Linked DNA regions of Homo sapiens: region 1 is linked to region 2. A link is a loop called in an ENCODE intact Hi-C map of the cell type or tissue named here. Cell type or tissue: mammary epithelial cell. All regions are shown on one strand. Links, peaks and the distances in the headings refer to the core of each region. The heading gives the core; the rest is flanking DNA.

What was found. A loop is a pair of places that touch in the nucleus more often than their neighbours do. Peaks named below come from ENCODE experiments on the same cell type or tissue, not always from the same donor. Only the 100,000 strongest peaks of a DNase experiment are listed, where the experiment ranks them.
Region 1: a loop joins it to region 2, with 2.4 times the contacts of the local background. A loop is called at or near these places in 2 of 110 quality-filtered maps.

Annotation. Positions count from the first base shown.
Region 1 is chr20:55,051,887-55,062,493 of GRCh38, reverse strand. No RefSeq gene overlaps it. Among named protein-coding and RNA genes, the nearest start is that of LINC01440, 370 kb to the left of the region's middle. In mammary epithelial cell, for the core only: a CTCF peak has its summit at 4,501; a DNase peak (open chromatin) is centred at 7,843; H3K27ac peaks cover 254 bases.
Region 2 is chr20:55,382,416-55,393,022 of GRCh38, reverse strand. No RefSeq gene overlaps it. Among named protein-coding and RNA genes, the nearest start is that of LINC01440, 35 kb to the left of the region's middle. In mammary epithelial cell, for the core only: no CTCF peak of the experiment used is centred there; a DNase peak (open chromatin) is centred at 6,122.

The DNA of each region.
Region 1 (10,607 bases), core at 928-8,927, 330 kb after region 2:
TGTATTCCCAGCTACTCGGGAGGTTGAGGCAGGAGAATTGCTTGAACCCAGAGAGAGGAGGTTGCAGTGAGCCAAGATCATGCCATTGCACTCCAGCCTGGGCAACAAGAGCAAAACTCCATCTAAAAAAAATTAAATAAATAAATGTAAAACTCAAAACTATAAAAACCCTTGAAAATCTAGGCAATACCATTCAGGACATAAACATGGGCAAAGATTTCATGATGACAATGCCAAAAGCAAATTCAACAAAAGCAAAAATTGACAAATGATATCTAAATAAACTAAAGAGCTTCTGCACAGCAAAAGAAACTATCATCAGAAAGAAGAGACAACCTACAGAATGGGAGAAAATTTTTGCAATCTATCCATCTGATAAAGGTCTAATATCCAGAGTCTACAAATAACTTAAACAAATTTACAAGAAAAAAAAACCCATTAAAAATTGGGCAAAGGACATGAGCAGACATTTCTCAAAAGAAGACACTTATGCAGCCACAAACATATGAACAAAAGCTCAACATCTTTGTTCATCAGAGAAATGCAAATCAAAACCACAATAAAATACCATCTCACACCAGGCAGAATGGCAATTATTAAAAAGTCAATAAACATCAGAGCTGTGTGTCTGAAAGAAAAAAAAGTAAAGAAACAACAGATGCTGGTGAGGCTTAGAGAGAGAGGAATGCTTTTACACTGTTGGTGGGAGTGTAAATTAGTTTAACCATTGTGAAAGATGGTGTGGCAATCAATTCCTCAAAGACCTAGAACCAGAAATACCATTTGACCCATCAATCCCATTACTGGATATACGCCCAAAGGAATATAAATCATTCTGTTGTAAAGATACATGCACACATATGTTCACTGCAGCATTATTCACAACAGCAAATATATGGAATCAACCCAAATGTCCATCAATCATCGACTGGATTAAAAAAAGTGTGGTACATATACACCATGGAATACTATGCAGCCATAAAAAGAAATGAGATCATGTCCTTTGCAGGGACATGGATGGAGCTGGAAGCCATTATCCTCAGCAAACTAACAGAGGAACAGAAAACCAAACGCTGCATTTCTCACTTGTAAATGGGAAGTGAACAATGAGAACACATGGATAACAGGGCAACAACACACACTGGGGCCTGTCTGTGGGGGATAATCGGCGGAAGGAGAGCATCATGAAAAATAGGAAATTCATGCTGGGCCAACCCATCACGTGTTTTTCTATGTAACAAACCTGCATATCCTGCACATGCACCCAAGAACTTAAATGAAAGAAAAAAACAATTCTAATGAAAGAGATGTTGTTTTATCTCTCAACCAGATACTACCACTATTGAGAAAGAAAAATGTTATGAAATGTTAATGAAAGATAGTTTCTAATACAATTCATAAAAGTGTGTGTATAACATAGTCTACATTTATGCAAATGAGAAAAATTTGTACACATACATATTTATAAAAGCACATACACATAAAAGGAAAGAAAAGCTAGAAGAATCTACATCAAATGATACAATATTTGACTAAGGAAAAGGCTATGCACTGCTTTATACTTATTTTATCATTCCATTTTATTCTCCAAATCAATAAACATGTATTACTCTTATATGATGGGGGGAAAGTTACTTTAAAATATTAGTAAATAAAATATTACTAAGGTGCAGAATACTTGAAAACCCATACAACCAAAAACAATATGAGTTCAATTTCCTGTTAATCAAATATCCATTGGTATTTCATGATGAATTATAATCATACATTTTAGGCTTGAGAGAAAACCGAAATTAAATTCCTCTTGAACTTTACAGAACATGGTTGAACAGACAGAACTGAAAGTCCTTTAAAATGACAGCGATAGGGATGGACCAAACAGTCGAAACTCCACCACGTCTCCCTGCTTAAACTTTCTCAACAAAGCCCTCAACTTCCCTGCGTCAGAGGAGGATACTCCTTTTTGACACGCATATCAGTGTCAACAATATCATTAGAACAACCAATGCTTTTGATGAGCAAATTTCGACTGATGAATGTGCTAGGTTTTTACCTTGATACTGCTTTCATTTTCTCCTAAAACTGCTAAACAGGAGAGTAGCAAAGTGTAGCAAAGTGTACCAATCAACCTCAGCTACTGATAATCAAGATGTATTCTGACATGATTGAAGAATCTTGGCACTGTGGGCCAGCAATTTGTTTCCTGTGGGAAGTCTCCTCAATGAACTACGTGTCCTTAATTGTTTTAAATCCACTTTCTTTTTTGATTACAGTGCATCAAAGTTTCTTCTGGTCCTTTGATTTTTATCCTTCCTCTATTCCATTAGTAAACATGAATATTATTCTGTTTCACAATCTGAATTTCAAAAAAAAAATGATGTATTTGATTTCTCTCACCAATATGCTACCATCATGGTCAGAAAAATACCACCATACCACTGAAATGCAAATTAAATGAAACCTTCTCTATGGAAAAATAGAAGATTGTCTCACATTTATTTAACATTTCACTTCAGAGAAATCCTAAGGAAGGGACATGCTTGGAGCTGTTCCCTAGTCACCAATCTCATACCCTGAGAGCAGTCATATATTTTCAGGATTAATTTTTGTTATTGCTGTCATCTTATTTGTCCATAATTCTCCATTTGTATTTTTCAGCCGAAAGGAATAATGGAACGTAAAGCCAAGTGAGAGAACCTCGCACAAAGAAGGTGTATAGAAAATATGACTGGAGCCAAAGAGGGGGCATGTTTTGTCATCCCCAAACCATACCACGGAGACGACCTCTAACATGACCTGCTATTTAAATGTTTATGATAAATTTTAAAAGAAGAACAACATGAAAAAAGAACCACTCTTAAAATCATAATATTCTTGGCCGGGCGCAGTGGCTCAAGCCCGTAATCCTAGCACTTTGTGAGGTCGAGGCGGGCGGATCACAAGGTCAAGAGATCAAGACCATCCTGGCCAACATGGTGAAACCCCGTCTCTACTAAAAAAATACAAAAATTAGCTGGGCATGGTGGTGCACACCTGTAGTCCCAGCTACTCAGGAGGCTGAGGCAGGAGAATTGCTTGAACCCAGGAGGTGGAGGTTGCAGTGAGTTGAGATCGCACCACTGCACTCCATCCTGGCGACAGAGAGAGACTCCGTCTCAAAAAAAAAAAAAAATAATAATATTTTTAGGCAAAAACTTAGATCCTTCAAGACCTAAAGCCACAGTGGTCCTCTTGCCTTCAAAATTCTTTCCTATCTTCCAATGTCATCTCCTGCTTCTCCCTCTCAATCTCTATGCCAGGGGTCAGCAAATTCTGTCTGCCACCTGGTTTTATAAATAAAGTTTTATTGTAGCACAGTCATACTTATTTGTTTACACATCGCATATGGCTGTTTTCATGCTTCAACAGTAGGGTTGGATAGCAGATACCATATGGCTTACAAGGCCATGAACATTTATAAACTTTCTTAACTCCTTCTCTAAGCTCTTACCAAATGTGTTTTTTGAACTTCTAGCCACAGCCCTTCTGAGAATCCTTTCCCCTAAAATACACTTCCTCCTAGCGTGCTGTATAGCTAATTTCTCCCTATCTTTCAGGTTAATTTTTTAACATCTCTATCTTTTCCAAATTACATCTTACGTGTCATTTGCCTCAAAGCCCTTGCCATAATTTATATTTTTAATTGATTGTTTTGCTTCTCATCTAGAATATGTTATCCTTAATTTTATTTCCAATCCCAGCTACATATTTAGCATATAGGCTGCTTATCAAATATATGTTGAATCAAGGCTAAGTACAGTGCAAGGACTCAATAAAGAGTTAGGGGTGAAAGCCTTGGATGATACAGTAGCTCTCCAATAAATATGTACTGAATGAAAGGAGGACAGAAAAAAGCAATAAGAGGAAAATTTGCTCCATGATAAATATAATAGCTGTGTCTTTATCTACGAATGTAAACATTTTCCCCAGACAATGGAGCATAAGAGCTTGGAGTCCCAGTTTCCTTTTCTGGCACTATCACTTGCTGTCTGACTCTAGACTGGCCTCTGAAGTCGTTCCTGTTTCAGAATTTACATCTATAAAAAGAGAAGTTTGAAATAGAAGATTCAAAGTCCCTATGATTTTTAATATTTGATGATTCAATAAAAACTCAACATGATTTTTATAGGCTAGTTTTTAAGCACAATGCAGTAGACAGTTCTTGTTCTTGGCTGTCCCATTTGTTTGAGACTTGATTTTCCTGTGGGGTACCATGTAAGTCCTGTGAGTTAACCTTATTATGCTCTAGCTCTGGCTGTGGGTACATGAAATACATTTGATTCATCAAAGGGTTCCATGACTTGAGCATATTAATTGGGTATTTTATGTGTTTAACACTCAAGATAGGCCAATGAGACTTAATTCTAGGACTTCAGATAAAATAATCAAAAAGAGAACTCACTTTCTGTTGGCATTATGAACTGTAAAATAATACAAATCTGTCGCTGCAGGAAGCCACCATGTGGAGAGAGCTGGGCGATGCAGGAGGCCAAAAAATAGAGTGGCTAAGTTAAGAGACAGCAAGGGAAACACATTATCTAAAAATCCTAAAATCCTCTGGAACCAGCCATCCCTGAAGCATAAAACACATTGGACTGTTAGTCATGATGAATTTAGTTTCTTTTACTTTAAGCCAGAGTCCTGGACAACACAATCAGATTATTTCTGCTTTCATGCACTCAAGGATGCATGATGTTTACATCTTTACTCCCTGTTCGTCTCTTCTCCTCCCATTCTCGTTGACAATTCCACATCTCTGACATCTGATCACCAGCAAAAGCTTCAACCAATGGAAGATATAAAACTGGACATAGAAAGAGATAGTTCCTCATTCTAAGAATTTGGATATTTATCAACGGTGATTATCTTGTGTAAATCATTAGAAATAATTGAGTTGCTAGGAAGAAACTTACTATCACTGTGCCACCAATGTCTCATGAAAATGAGATGGCTCTAGCTCCATTAGGTTTAAGCTGAGATAAAAAGTAGCCTAGGATGTTTACCTTTCTAACTTTAAAGAGACCCAGTGGAGAGAAATCAAATCACACTGTGATTATTGAACATTTCAAGCACTGGAAACCACAGGCTTGCTGAGCTCCGAATGTTCTGCGTTGAAAACTTATCAACACTTAACTAGTAGAAGTAGAGACTGACATACAATTAAATTTAGACTTCCTGGTCATGATATGGAAAAGCAGGGATCTCATGAGACCTTTCTTTGTATAGTTCAAATTTTACACATTTTTTCATCTCATAATTTTCTCATAATTTTCTGAGTTAAAGAATAATAACCTCATTATACAGATATGACACACATAAGGTTAAGTGGCTTGTAGAAGAGCAGCAATTCTTAATATCTTGTTAAATATTAAGAATATCATCTGAAGTTTAAAAATTAGATTAAGATTATGAAAAACTTGATAAAACCTGTGGATATTCTTCTCAGACAACATTTGTACACATAAGTAAAATCTGATACAAAATCAGAAGTCATGGATCCCTAAAGCCCAGTTTTTGTCAGCCACTGAAAATTTCAGGATTTTTTTCATAGTGTAGCAATATTGTGGAAAAAACAAATTCACCCTCCCTGAAGGATCAGTTTCACTAATAATTTCAATGGTTTAAAAAGCCCTGTGCTTTGAAGGAAACCAACCCTGTTACACTACTCATATCTCATAGTTGTCCAGAGGTCTTTCTCTAACAGAGAATTATCTCTAGGGATGGTTTTTATCTCTTGGTCACTAAATAACATAGCAAAGTTCTGGAGGAGTCAATGAAGGAAGACAGGAAAAGAAGCAGTAATATTGGACCCAAGCTCAGTTATGATTATTGGACCCATGTTTTTCATAATATTGGACTCTTTGGAGTACCTAGATTGTAAGAAATGTTAGCCACAAAGAAATCATAACTATTGGCTCCCCTTCTAGAAGTCTACCATATGATGATGGCCATTGTTTAATAACCTGAATACATATCTTCACTGAGATGAAAGCTGCATATTAAAATTTAACTAAATGCAAAGTTTATTCTCATCAGTAAAAACATGTAAGTCATGTCCCATTATTCCTCCTTTTATTTTATTGTTTATTTTTATTTTTTGAGATGGAGTTTCCCTCTTGTTTCCCAGGCTGGAGCGCAATGGGGCAATCTCGGCTTAGTACAACCTCTGTCTCTCAGATCCAAGCGATTCTTCTGCCTCAGCCTCACAAGTAGCTGGGATTACAGGCATGTGCCACCATACCCGGCTAATTTTGTATTTTTAATAGAGACGGGGTTTTGCCATGTTGGTCAGGCTAATCTTAAACTCCAGACCTCAGATGATCCACCCTCCTCAGCCTCCAAAAGTGCTGGGATTATAGACATGAACCACCAGGCCCAGCCAACCATTATTCTTCCTTTTTAAAGTGAAAATTGCAGTTGTTCATTAGTCCACTTATCTAACTATGGCTTAGCTCTGTGCCTCTCAAACATTTTAAATTTCCAGTGCCTAGACGTTGAAGAAATGAAGAAGTAAAGAAGGAAGGAAGAAAAGGAAGAAGGGAGGAAAGGAGGGAAAGAGGAGATGGAAAGGCAGGCAGGCAGGAAGGAAGGAAGGAAGCAAGCATCTGTGATATCTTTGCAGAGGCTGAAATAATGAATGAATGAACAAATGCAAACATCTTTTCCTTACTGTCAGTGTTTAGTAGCTAGCATTTATTGAGCTCTTACTATATACTAGACATTGTGCTGCAGGCCTTTGATGCATTTTATCATTTCCTGTTTATAATAATCAAATGAGGGAGGTATTCACATTTTCCACGCTGGACAATTTAACTCACATAGTCAACATTACAAAGTAAATGGCAGATTGTGATTCAAATTTATGTCTTAGAAAATATTTTTAGAAGTTTTCTCTCTGACATGGGTCCAATATTACTGCTTCTCTTCCTGTCTTACTTCATTGACTCCTCCAAAATTTGATGATGTTGTTTAGTCACTAAGAGATAAAAAACATATCCCCTATGGATAATGCTTTATGAGGGAAAGGCCCCTGGACAACTATGAGATATGAATAGGGTAACACGGTTGGTTCCCTTCCAAGCATATGGCTTTTTAAACCATTGAAATTATTAGTGAAAGCTGATCCTTCAGGGAAGGTGAATTTGTTTTTTCCACAATATTGCTACACTATTGAAAGAAAACTCTGAAATTTTCAGTGTCTGACAAAAACAAGGGCTTACTTTTCTCATTCATAGATTTCAGGTCTGTGGGGTTTGGCTCATTTGCTTGGGCTGGGTTGGGCTGGGCTCTAGGCTGTGGGTTGGGTTTAGTTCTACTCTGCATGCCTTCAATATTCAGGGTCTAGCAGCTGCCCACTGAATGTCCTTTTCATGGGAGATCATGGGAACACAAGAGAAAAACACAAACTATTCAAATACATTTACAGCTTGGTTAGTACTATTAACCTTAATATCTCCATAATCAAAGCAAGTTATTCAGGCAAGCCCAGTGTTAAAGAGCATGGAAATATACATAATCTATCATTAAGTCATAGTAAATGTAGGGAAATGGAATTCCATAACAGGAAAGAGGAACCAATTGGAAACCATAATGAAATCTACTACAGGAGGTCGAGGAAGCATTTTTGAGAATTTCCATGCGTCTCCAGTACAATTTGATCAATTTAACTGGATGAAAAGCTATTAAAGGGCTATTTGATATTGCTCCTGAGTATCTCCACAGTATTAATTCTTCCATGCATACTTTCTGACAAATAATTTCCAGCTCAGTATGAAATGACTTGCACATTAAGGAATGCATTTGGAGGCAGGAGGGAGAAGGTGCTTATAATAACTTCCACCTACATTACCAATTAGTCACTTGGAAACAATACAGTATAGTATTTGAAAGATTGACTTCTTGAGTCAAGACAGCATTTGAATTCTGACTCTGCCATTTACTAGTTGTGTTACCTCTGTCGGGTTACTTAACCACCTTAACTAGTGCCTTCTTTTTGCAAAATGGAGATAATGATATTACCCACCTTTTATGCCAGAATAATGTCCCCCAAAAAGGACATTCACCTCCTAATCTCTGGGACCTGTGAATATGTGATGCCACGTGGCAAAACGAGCTTTGCAGATATAATTGAATATACTAATCAATGATCTTAAAATAGAGAGATTACCCTGGGTTATCTGGGTTGGCCCAATCATGAGTCCTTAATTAGAGAGAACTTTCTGCACCTGGAGGCAGGGCAAAGTGGCAGTAGTCAGAGAGATTCCAAGCAGAAGGCTTTGATACTCTAGCTAGCTCAGAGATGCAGAGGGGCTACTTGCAGGGGCTGGACAGAGGCTTCCATTAGTTAAAGATGGTCACAGATGACAGCCAGGAAGGAACCGGGGACCTCAGTCCTGTAACCACAAAGAACCAGATTCGGTCAACACCATGAATGCGCATGATATCAGGTTCCTTCCCCAGAGCATCCAGTTAGGAACAACGCACTGCAAACACCTTGCTTTTAGTCCAGCAAAACGTGTGTTGGACTTCAGACCTACAGAACTGTGAAATAATACAACGGTGTTATTTCAGGTCAAAGTTTGTGATAATTTGTTGCAGCAACAATAGAAAACTGATACCCAACCTCATGCTATTGTGGTGAGAATCCAATGATGTAACAGGTGTACAGCTCTAAGTATCTGTTAACAGTTTTATTTGTGTGTGTAATTCCTGCAGATTCTTACTCTTTAAAAACATCCAAACTGGAGTGCAATGTCTCAAACTCTCCTGGCATAAAAATATCATTAGCAGAAGTTTTTTGGGTTCTAGCTAATTAGATATGATACCTAACAAGCAGTCCACTTTCTGTATTTGTGTGCACAAAGCCGTCTGCTGCCTGGATACTACAGAAAACAAGTTGCTACAAATCCAACCACTGTAACTTCTCATTAAGTTTCCCTGGTGACTGGCCATCAGTAAAAGCCTTTCTTTACCTTGAAATGCAAATGTTAACATTTCTCACCAACAAACCATGCAAGATAAGATTCTAAATTATGGTTACAGAACATAGGAGAATGGGCAACCTGATTTTCTACACCATTCCTCTCCTCCAAAATCTCCTTCTCTTCCCATGTGATTCATTAATTATTTTAGTTTTTCTCCCCTAAACACCTTTCATAGGAAAGTTGAAAAGATGAATTTGGAAAATCTAGAGTCAGAATAATTTGATTATGAAAGGAAAACACACACACACACACACACACACACACACACGGAGTCAATAAAGGCAAGTTTGAGAGCCAAGAATACTTGGAAACCAGATTATTCGTGTCTTTCTGCAAACAGGTGCATTTCATTTGCATGATGCAGTAAGCATCTCAAACAGATGGGTAATCATGTGGGAGAAATGGCTATCGATAGCCATGCATAGGAAAGAAAATGGAGCTGCTGGTGTTGTGTTACCTCTTCAATCCAGCATTTTGCAACCCTGATTTTTTTTAATCCCACCACTATATATTTTAGTAGAAGGAAGCTACTTGTTTTTTGGGGGAGTGGGGCATCAGAAAAATTGTGCCAACTCACATCACCCCACATTGAAACGTCTGGTGTGTTTGGTAAATAATGATGATTTCAGAAACGACCTGCTGCTCCGAGTGGGATTTAAGCAAATCTCCTTCTTCCTTATTTAGCAAATTATAATTGTGTTGGGGCTTCCAGAGGGCCAGGAAGGGATATTGAGTCATACTAACCAAGCCTGCAGCAGCAACAAAATCATAGTGGGGAAGTGCTACTAAAAGCTTTCATTTTCTGTTACTCTTACCTAAGTTACCACAGTTTGGGCCTGGACAAACAATTGCCATGGCAACCATTATCTCCAGCAATTTGTATTCCTTGCTCATTTTTGTTCCACTTTGACAAAGCATTAGTCTTTTCATGTTCAATTTATTTTTTACCAGTCAGTTATACTCACATATGCAGCCTTGCTTAGCATCCCCTATCACATTGATACATTTTTTTTAATAGCCTGGTATTTGGCCATGCAGAATGAAAATGGTTTCTTTTGTTAACTATGAATTAAAATGTACCTGCTCACAGTTCTGCTTTTATCGCCAAAGTTTCCTTCAAAATGATTGAAGAAGATGGGCTGTCTTGAGGTACCATCTCCCAACTCTTTGTAGTTAAGAACTGGCGGACAGAGCTGGCCTGATCCAGACAACTTTTAAGGATGAAATTGAAAGTAAAAAGGATGGATGCCTAACTAGATTCCAGTAGCCTTTCCTCTAATCAAAGTACCAGCCTTATGGATCATTGCTCTTTCTGGCCCTGAACCTGTCTCTCTCTCTCCCTTTCAAACATAAAAGTACAACGTGCTGAGATTTGTCCCTTTAAAGGCCTTTAATATCAACTTTCCTGTGCTTTCATGAAAAATAATTACACATGCTTCTAATCCTTTACCTTACCAAAAATTTTCTTTGGTCTCTAGTGCTATGATTAGAACATAGGAGAATAAATTTGTAGCTCTTTTCCTGCTGGATAAATTAAGGGTCCTCTACAAGCATTTCTCCTCCCAACAGACAGCAAGGAAGTCA
Region 2 (10,607 bases), core at 1,270-9,269:
TTTCTTCTTTGTGGCAATTATAAAAGATGTACCATGGGAAGACCTTGTGATCACTCCCTGGCCTCAACTTTAGATTAGGGTTGCACCCCAGATAGCTCTTAAATTTGTCTTATTGATCAAGCACTGAGCTACTCTCTAAACTGTTTCTGAACCTATTGACATTTGAAAGTAAGTTGACTTTATGAGGTGATGAGTTCTCTAAGCGTAATACCCTGCGTCATGAGGTACTTGGGCTTATCTGTCCTAGCAAAAAATCATTTTCAGTCTTCAAGGACTATTCCCGGAGATATCGTGAATAATTCCAAGTCTCTCCTCTGAATGTCCAGGCTCCCCATCTGTGCTCTACTGGAATCTGTCAAGCTCATCGATTTCACTTACACACAAAACCCCTAACTAGTTCTCTTACATAGTCGGGGTTTAAGGGGCAGTCAGCTTTAGGACCAGTTAGTAGGATCACAAACAAGGGTTTTTCCAAGGGATTTGAAAATAGTAAGAGGATAGGAAAATATAAGAAGGAAATAATAGTAGAGAGGTAGGGGAAGACAAAGTATCTCTATTAGTTAGGATTCAGTTAAGCAGTTAATACAGGAAAAAAAAAAAGTATGAGTAGCTTAGAAAAGATCATATTTAACTACCATATCAAATCTCAAGAATCAGTGTTCCAGGGCTGTGACAATGCTGTATGGTATCAGGTGCCCAGACTCCACTCTGTTGCCTTTTATTATCTTACTCCATGGTCCTTTTTACTTCCTTTTCCTATGGTCCAACCCCATGTTGGTTGAGTTCTGGCTATCAGACTTGCAGCAAGGTGGAGGAAAGGAGGTGGAGGTTCTTTTTTTCTTCCATGTGACTCCCTTTTAGGAGACTTCTTGCACATTGTGGTTATTCCCTCTGCTTATATTCCACTTGCCAGAAGTTAACCACATCAGTGCACCAGAGGTGCAGTGTAGACACTTCAGGCAGCCATGTGCTCTGATTATATCATCTATTACTGGGGAAGAAGAGGATAGCAGATTTTGGTAGCAGCTAGCAGGGGTGGTGGGAGAGACTCTGAGAAAATACAGATACTAATATTTTCTACCCAACTGTAACTGAAGAAGAGAAGGGAAACAAAAACAAATGAAGTCTATTTATTTTTTCAAAAGATTAGAGATAAGAGAAAAAGATTCTGACTCCATCATCTACCTGATTCACAGCCATCTCTCTGCCCTTGGTTCTTTGCGATATCTCTAATGACCAAGTAGTGAAGACTCTTCTTCAGCTTCCACTAACCTGAATGATTTTTGTTGAAATTAGGAATATAAATCATTCTATTACAAAGATACATGGACGTGTATGTTCATTGCAGTACTATTCACAATAGCAAAGACATGAAATCAACCCAAATGTCCATCAATGATAGACTGGATTAAGAAAATTTGGTACATATACACCATGGAATACTATGCAGCCATCAAAAGTAACAAGATCACATCTTTTGCAGGGATGTGGATGGAGTAGAAGCCATTATCCTCAGCAAACTAATGCAGGAACAGAAAACCAAACACTGCATTATCTCACTTACAAGTGGGAGCTGAATAATGAGAACACAAGGACACAGGGAGGGGAACAACACACACTGAGCCCTGTTGGTGGGTGGGGTTGGGGGAGGGAGAGCATTAGGAAAAATAGCTAAAGCATGCTGAGCTTAATACCTAGGTGATGGGTTGATAGGTGCAATAAACCACCATGGCACATATTTACGTATGTAACAGACCTGCACATCTTGTACATGTACCCCAGAACTTAAAATAAAAATTAAAATAAAAAAAGAAATCTTCAATGTACACAGTCTCCTGATCTTACTGACATTATTTCTTTTCCAATACTGAAGAAAAATAATGCTGCCATATGACTTCAGGGAAAAGGATTGCTTGGCTCATTCGTGTGAGGGGAGGAAGGGGTAAGATTGTAGAAATTCTCATGTCGACCTTGGATACTTTGCCAGACAGATTCTGGCCTGTGATCTTGGAGAGACACCTGTGCCCTTGGGCAGTCAGCATGGCGACGGAATGGGCCTCACATAGGTCTTATCAGCAGTGGCTTGGCAAAGACTTCCCTCAAGATGCTGGTTGGGCTAGATTGACTGACAATTGTACAAGTTCCAGACATTCTTTTTTTGAAAATCACAAGTACAATTTAGGCTTAAATAAAAAAGAGAAATTCAACTTTGATGTCTTCTGTTTAACCTCTGCTAGTTGCAAACTGCTTGGAACAAGTACCACACTAATATAAACATGTTCAATATCTGTAGACTAAACTTGACTAGGCTCCTTAATAATAAGCACGTATTTATTCCTAGTGGTATTACCAGCTATTAGAATAATGCATGTCATACAGTAAGTGCTTAATAGTTTTTAAAAATTTGGTATGCTGTAGTCATTGAATCAAGACACTTGCCTTAATATACATTATCAAGGGAAAGTGTCAATTATGCAAACATTCTCGGATAGTAAACCAATAGATAAAAATAAATTAAAATATTCATTCAGTAGTTTCTGAATATACATTCAGAATAACAGGCAATAAAAATCCAGTGAAGACCCAAAAAGTGTCTGCACAGGAAATTTGTGGTCACATTTATGCCTTATTCCTCAACCAATTAATTTTCTAGCTCTATTTTTAAATACTTATACTTCTAACCCATAGTATCGTTTTAAAAGTAAACTTAAACAGGAGTTTTAATCGATGGCTTTATGATGGACATTATGAATTTCTTATTTAATCTTGAGAAACCATGCAAATATATGCACAATATATTTTATTGTTCAATGTTTATGGTGATTTGCATAGCCTTATGTTTATTCATGTTACCATTTACAAAACTCATTTGTTCAGCAAATATTTAAGGCCTTTCTGAGTGCCAGGGACTATGGATATTGTGGGAAATAAGACAAGCCCATATTCACCAAGTCACATTATCCCACAGGGAAGTCAAGCATAAAAACGAATTATAGGTGATAGAATGGTAATGACACTATGATAGAATTTATTCACAGGTGATCTAAAGAAATGGGGGTGTCTATTTATTTTGTTTTCTCCAGAGACACAGCTAAGGCCCAACCTAGATGATTAGGTGCTAATGAATGATTTCTGGTGGTAACGATAGACTTGACTTGGAAAGCATAAGATAGATAACCCTTATTTTGGAGCTCTCAGTACTGTCAGTGCAGAGTGAATTTCCCCAGCAAAAGCAAGATTCAATTGAAGAAAATTATTGTTCAGTGAACTGTTGCTCAAACTTGACCCACAATCTTGCAGCCAGGATTGGCTCACTTCAATATCAGATAGAACTTCCTATACAAAAAAGGACTAAAAAAATCCCTTAGGCATCGTGGTTCTTTTCTGTACTCATCCAAAAAGAGAATTTGCCTGTATTTTGAAATGTCTTTGAATGACTGGAAAGAACTAGTAAGATTCATGCCACTGAAAATATGTGCAAATTGTTGAGATTATAGAGGTTAATCATTATTCCAGTGCTCATTGAATCAAAATGGACTTTTCAGTGCTGTGCCATGTTTGTATTTAGGCTGTTCTCTATACACACTGAAAATCCAGTATTCATTCAAACCTACATCTAGTGCCTCTTACTTTTCTTAGCCTTTCTTGATTTTCCAAGGGAAAAGTAGAAAATGTTATTGTTTCTTCTTCTTATTATTATTACTATTATTTTTGAGACAGAGTCTCACTCTGTCGCACAGGCTGGAGTGCAGTGGTGCGATCTCGGCTCACTGCAACGTCCACCTCCTGGGTTCAGGCAATTCTTGTGCCTCAGCATCCTGTGTAGCTGGGATTACAGGTGCCCGCCACCATGCCCAGTGAATTTCTGTATTTTTAGTAGAGACGGGTTTCACCATGTTGGCCAGACTGGTCTCAAATTCCTGACCTCAGGTGATCCACCCGCCTTGGCCTCCCAAAGTGCTGGGATTACAGGCATGAGCCACTGCGCCCAGCCTGTATCTTATTATTGACTTTCTTATAAAGTGATATTCTACCAATAATTGGTAATTAATTTTCTCAACACATTTATTGACAACTACCATATAGTAGTTCGGAAGGATACAGTGGTGACTAAAACAGGTAGTGCCATGGGCCTCATAGACTGACATTTTAGGCCACCAATATATAACTTAATAATTAAATAGATAAGGTTATATAAACAATGGATTGCAGCAAAGCAAATAGAATGCAATAGAGAGTAATGAATGGGTGGATAGAGATTGGAGTCAGGGTTAAGACTGATTTATAAAGGAGAATCAGGACGGGCCTCTCTGGGAAGATGAAATAGATTCTAGTTCACTCACACAACTTTGATCACCCCTACTAAACTATACAATTTTTATATCCCAACATTTGGCCAATAGAAAGGACTCAATAACAATTGTTGAAATGAATCCTGTGGGATAGCCCATTTTCTCAGTGGTGTATAGCAGAACTGTGGGATGCAAGGCAGAGAATGATGAACCATTCAGGCCTGGAAATGTCTCCTCGTAGAGCTACAGTACCAATTATTTATTGATTTATATTATGTGTTGAGATTTGAGAGATAATGGATCGTGACACTTCTTTCCCTCTGAGTTCTGAACCAACTGAAAAATAAAGGGAGGAGTCACACATATGGAAATCAAAATTTCAGCCTCTTTATTCGTTTTTTACAGTAAATGTCTTTACATTGGGAAGTTTTGCTTCAATCTGCAGCCAATGTCAAGCTCTGTAGTGCTTCCTGAGCCTAATCCTTGGGATGAATTATCCCAAGAAGAGTTTCGGTCTCAAGAGCAAAAGAGACACTCCCGCAGACACCCAAAGTCACTTTCTTATGCCGTCAGCTGTTGTCAGTGGGCACATATAGGCCTAATAGTTTACCCAAGGGTGCTTGCAATATGGAAGTAGAAATGTAACCAACACACAGGCAAATTCAAGGAAGAAAAAAGAAGCTGAATCACATATGCTTAGATCCAAATGGCACCAATCTAATAATTGTGGAACTGGATAGTAGGCCAGAGACTGCTCTTCTCACTACTTTTGAAAAAGGTGAGTCTTCTACTTAGGGCCAAAATAGAAACACAGAGAAAAGTGGAAAAGTGGAAACTGTTTTTCCTGCTGAATATTTAGTAGCACCAATAATAAATGATCTATTCTGAAGTCTCAGATGTCTTGGGCATTCTGCAGTACCTTCCAGGTATATTTTTCCCTAGGTTTATATTTATAAACTATAGGTGTGTTGTGGGGATGATCTGAAAGAAGTTATCCTGCCACAGCCAGAAGCAAAACTCTCAGATTTTTTTTTTTTCTTTTTTTTTTTTTGGAGACGGAGTCTCACTCTGTCACCCAGGCTGGAGTGCAATGGTGAGATCTCTGCTCACTGCAGCCTCCGCCTCCCAGGTTCAAGGAATTCTCCTGACTCAGCCTCCCGAGTATCTGGGATAACAGGTGCTCGCCACCACACCCGACTAATTTTTTTTTTGTATGTTTATTAGAAATGGGGTTTCACCATGTTGGCCAGGCTAGTTTCCAACTCCTGACTTCAAATGATCTGCTCACCTCGGCCTCCCAAAAGGGCTGGGATTACAGACATAAGCCACCATGCCTGGCCCAGCTCTCAGATTTTTATAACTTTTTGTTTTTATTTTTTAAAGAGTGAAATTTATTCCTCAAAAAAAAAAGTAAAACAGAATCCTAGCGTGCTAAATACATAAAAAAATCAGGAGGTCCAGTTCAATCGGGATGAGAATACTCAAGGTCTTCTCATTTAGCCATCCCTTCATTTTTAAACATAAGCTTCTGAGCTTCTCTTAAGAATTTTAAGACACGGTGAGAAACACCTTGACTATCCTAGATCCAGGTACTTACAAGGATCATTTACCTATTTAAAAAACTCTCACCCATCAAATACTATCTGAATTGCATGTGAAGTTATTAATGCACAAGAAATAATGCATAACTAAAAAAATAAATAAGTCTATCCTCTGTTTTCATTTTTGTGCTCATTCCCATTGACACTCTCATTTCATTGTAAGCTCTAAGTGTACTCACCAGTTTCTATTGCCTGAACATACCTTGTGGCTTCAGCCTTTGCCCATGATGAGTCAACTTTCTGGAATATCTTTCTCCCTCTAACCTGCTTAAGAAGTTCTGATACATCAGCAGGCCTTATGAAATCTTGCCCTCTGTGCAGCCTTCCTGCTCCCAGCCTTCCTTAATGAACTCAGTAATTTCTGTATGCCTAAATTCACGATCATCTTATAGTGGAATTTTCAGCTCACATTGTGGTCTTTCCACCCACACAAGAAAAGACTATTGCTCCTTTAATGTGCTCCTAAAGATCTCTTTAGACTGGGTTCCTTCCCATCACTCAGATTCAGCAACACTTTTTCAGGGATGCCTTTTTCGATCACTAAACAGAAAGTAGCATTCCCGTCACTTCATCAAGTGGCTTGTTTCATGGTCTTTCTAGCGTTTTTATTTTCTGGAAAGCAGATATTAATTTACATGTCAATCTTCCACAAACTCCATGAGAACACGAACCTTGTTTGCCTTGTTCACTGTTTCATCCTCAGCAGCAAGAATAATTCTTATCACACAATAGTGCTCGATAAATACATGTGAGTAAACTATATATCTCTTAATCATCTTTTTATCCATGCCTACGAGATGGAAGGAACCTACTGGGATTCACTGAATGACTGAACAGGTGGATGAAAGACTTGTCTATGTGGAGATAAAAATGAAACAGAGAGAATCAGAACTGTATATACATTAATAATGAAGATTTCAGGGTCAAAGTTTGTCTTTGGTGATGAAAGAGGCCTTGAAAAATCGGTCAGTGAGGCATACTTCTCCATGAATCATGCATTTCCTCTCTCAGGCATTCCTGCAAACTAATGATCTTTTAAAATCCACTATTGAACAACTGTCAATGTCTCAAACACGTGCCTCTAAATCCCTGTAACGGAATTTAGAGTGAATTTGTATTTGGCATTAGAAAATAAAAGAAAGTAGAATGTTAAGAAAGTTGACATTTCCATCATGAAATTTTTTAGATTAGATGTGTTTAGTTCAAAGTCTTCTGCAAATTCTATCAAATCTAACAGTTTTATAATTTCTTAGGTATTAGATTTTTCTCCAAATAAGATCAAGGTAGAATACAAACTGGGCCCTGGTGAGAAAACCGTTTATGTCCCTATGAGATATCAATTTCTCCTTCACACTTTTGTTGCAGTTTGATGTCATTCATTCCTCTCGTATCACATTTGTCATAACAAGGTATTTAGCATAGACATTTACGACATAGAGCCGTGTAGCCATTGGCTAGGTTAAGATGACACCCAGTGGTGTTGGTCTCTCAAAGACCCTCAGGGGGAAGCTTATTGGTTGACTAACAATTTTAGATTAAAATAGGCTGGATATTGTTTATAAATAATAATACACATTATATCACTCTGGATCCACTGAATTCATTTATGAAAACCAGTAAGAATGTGAAGTCAGTATCTGCCTTCCTTCTTTTTTATTTTTACTTATTTTCATTAGTCTGGTAGCAACTGTGGTCCACCTGAGGAGGCTATTGGAGTGGAGTGGAATGAGAAGATAGTCTGGTAAGCTTTCTCACTGTCTGAGAATGGACAACCAAAAATGGAAAGGGAGAAAAGCTAGAATGAACTTTGCATGTTGGCTGGAATTGGAGGTATTTACATAAACTCTCGCCCCTCCTGTCCTAAGATCACTGGCATCCCAGTAGTGATGGGTGCAACTATGTCCAGGTCTTGGACCATTTCTCTACTGGAAGCAACCAGGCCTTGTCAAGGACACAGTCAACTCCCAGGTCGAGGTCCGGAAAAGAATAATCCCAAAGCACTTTGTTGTACCAGAAAGTAAGGAAGTCCTCAAAGAATGAAGAAGACTTGTAAAAAAAAAAAAATACAGACAGTTTGAAGGGGTTCTCACTGGATACAACCTGGGACTGTTTAATCCTCAAAATGAATAAAATACAATTTTAAGAGATTATAACTCACTAAATTAAACAGAAATCCACAAGTTTATACTAATATGAATAGATGTATGAATAAAAAGGGGGTGATGTCCTTCTACACAATAGAATGCAAACTAATGGCTGTAGAAAATGATGAAATAGAAAATCTAAATTTTACGGTTATAATCATGGTCATAATTGATTCAGAAAAGGCATATCAATGCTGCTAAAACCAGTGGTGAAAGTGAGAAGAATGGAGTTTTGTTTAGTATCAAATTATCTCTCCACAAAATATTATGAAATATAAGGGGTATATAACTTTCTATGGGCACCAAACTAGGCAGGCCCCATATTAATGAAGGGAACAGAATTTACATCACCAGAAGTGGCACAAACATGCCTCATCAGCCATGGGATAGGGTACAAGCTGCAGAAGAAAACACCATATCTGTTTTAATGTGTTTTTGTTTTATGTTTTGTTTATGTTTAATGTGTTTTAATGCATTAAAAAATGCATACTTGAATCTAATCACGAAGAAAACCAGAGAACCCCCAGCGGAGGGTCATTCCACGAAATGACTGGCATGCAAACTTAGAGAATGAAAGTCCAGGAAGTTCAGGAACCAGTCCCAGATTGCAGGAGATCAGAGAGCTGACAACTGGGTATCATGTCCGATTCTGGGTTTCATTCTTTTTCTTCAAAGGAAATTAATGAGACAATTAGAGAAACTTAAAAAGAGCCTCTAAGCAAAGGGTGTACGGGAATTCTGTATACTATTCTTTTAATTTGTCTGTAACTTTGAAATTGTTTCATAATTATATATACACTTCTATGTGCTAGGGACACTTATGATAAACTGCTCTTTATTTTGTATCTTTTACAATTTCCTGTGTGTATTTTCTCCTGTTTTGAACCATTACGCAACAAACATTTATTAGATATATTGTAGTCATCCATTAACATCATAATTATAATTGAGTAAACATCAAATTTATTACCATGTCTTAAAGCATGACTTATTAGCCCACCTCTCCCCACCCGTCTTGTTTTATCACACGTTACTCATGCTTATCTCCTTCCCGTACTATAACTTATGTTAATGGGTCTCTGCAGATACTTTTCCTTTGCCTGGAATACTCTTCCTGTTGTTTCACATGGCTGTCTTGTACCCATCCTTCCATTCCTTCAGTTCTCAAAAAAAATCACATATGACCTTCTAGCTATCCCATCTCTTAAAAATACCACCAATTATCTCCACAAAATCTTATTACAGTTTTATCCTGTCACAGGACCTGAAGTATGACTCCTCCATAGAGCTTCTCCATCTATTCTGTTTATTTGCTTCTTTATTCAGCTGTTTGTTTTCCATTTCACTATGTTTTAAGTTCCATAAGGAGAGTGATTCTGTCTTTCTTGTTTACAACTATATCTTCAAAGCCTAGCATGATGCTTGAGTGTTAGGAGATACCTGATAAATATTCGCTCAATTAATCAAGTCTGCACCAGCATGCATGAGATTTGTCATTCCCTCTCTGCATTTGTTTCACTCAACTCTGTATCTCTAACATCTAATTACACGTTCAACACATGTTTGATGAATGAATGAATGAATGAATGCATGAAGAAATGAATGACAGAAGCTTGGCCTGGGATAATGAGGCAGTGGTTAACTAGAAGAAATAATTGCCAGTGGTTGTAGTTTCAGTCAATTAATTAACTCAAAATTTTATATATTTTTAGGCAAATTTAAGGGGACATGCTGCTATTTTTCTCAGATGATCTCATATGAATGTTGTACAATCCTCTGTTGAAGGAGAAAGGTAACAGAGAACACATAGCTCATCTTTAAGTTCAGACATACAAAAATATCATAACCTTAAAGTTCTGAAAACATCAATGTTCTCACTTTAAAAATGAGGCCAAGATGTCAAAAGTATCTGATGGCAGGGCTACAAATGTATTTTTTATTTTGTTCAGTACTTTTACAATGAGGAATAAATTCACAGGACTCAACAGAACATAGTTTAACAAAAGAAAAAAGTTGTAAAGTACCTTAAAAAATCTAGACACCTTATCCAAAATTTGAGATATGCACAGTTTAGAAAATACGTCAGAAAACACATAGAGTAAGTTAAAAAGTCACTCAGTAATGATTCATTGAAAACTTACTACATGAAAGGTCTAATGTAGGAACTTTGGATATGTGGGGAGACATGTGGAAGAGACATTAACAATATGACCTTAGTTCCTGGATCCAAATCCTGGGCTTCTCAATCATGTGAGTGCACATGTGTGTGTGTATTTAACATGTTTGAATTGGATTTCTGTCATTGACTTTAAAGCCATTAAAACTATTCTGTTCCCATGGTTTGGGTGTGAGGTTCCATTCTGTGCCAAATAAAAGTCTCCTATCATTTTTCTAGCAAGTGTGTTCATAGAAGTTAAGGCCAATGACTATAGAGTGGAAGAATCTTCAGTCCAATATCATGGTTGGAAACTTGGTCACCAGAGTTGGTGTTTGCTGTGTCACACTACATATGGGTAGGAACAGGATTATAACCATCCCCTGTACCTCCACAGATTTTAGATCTAACTCTC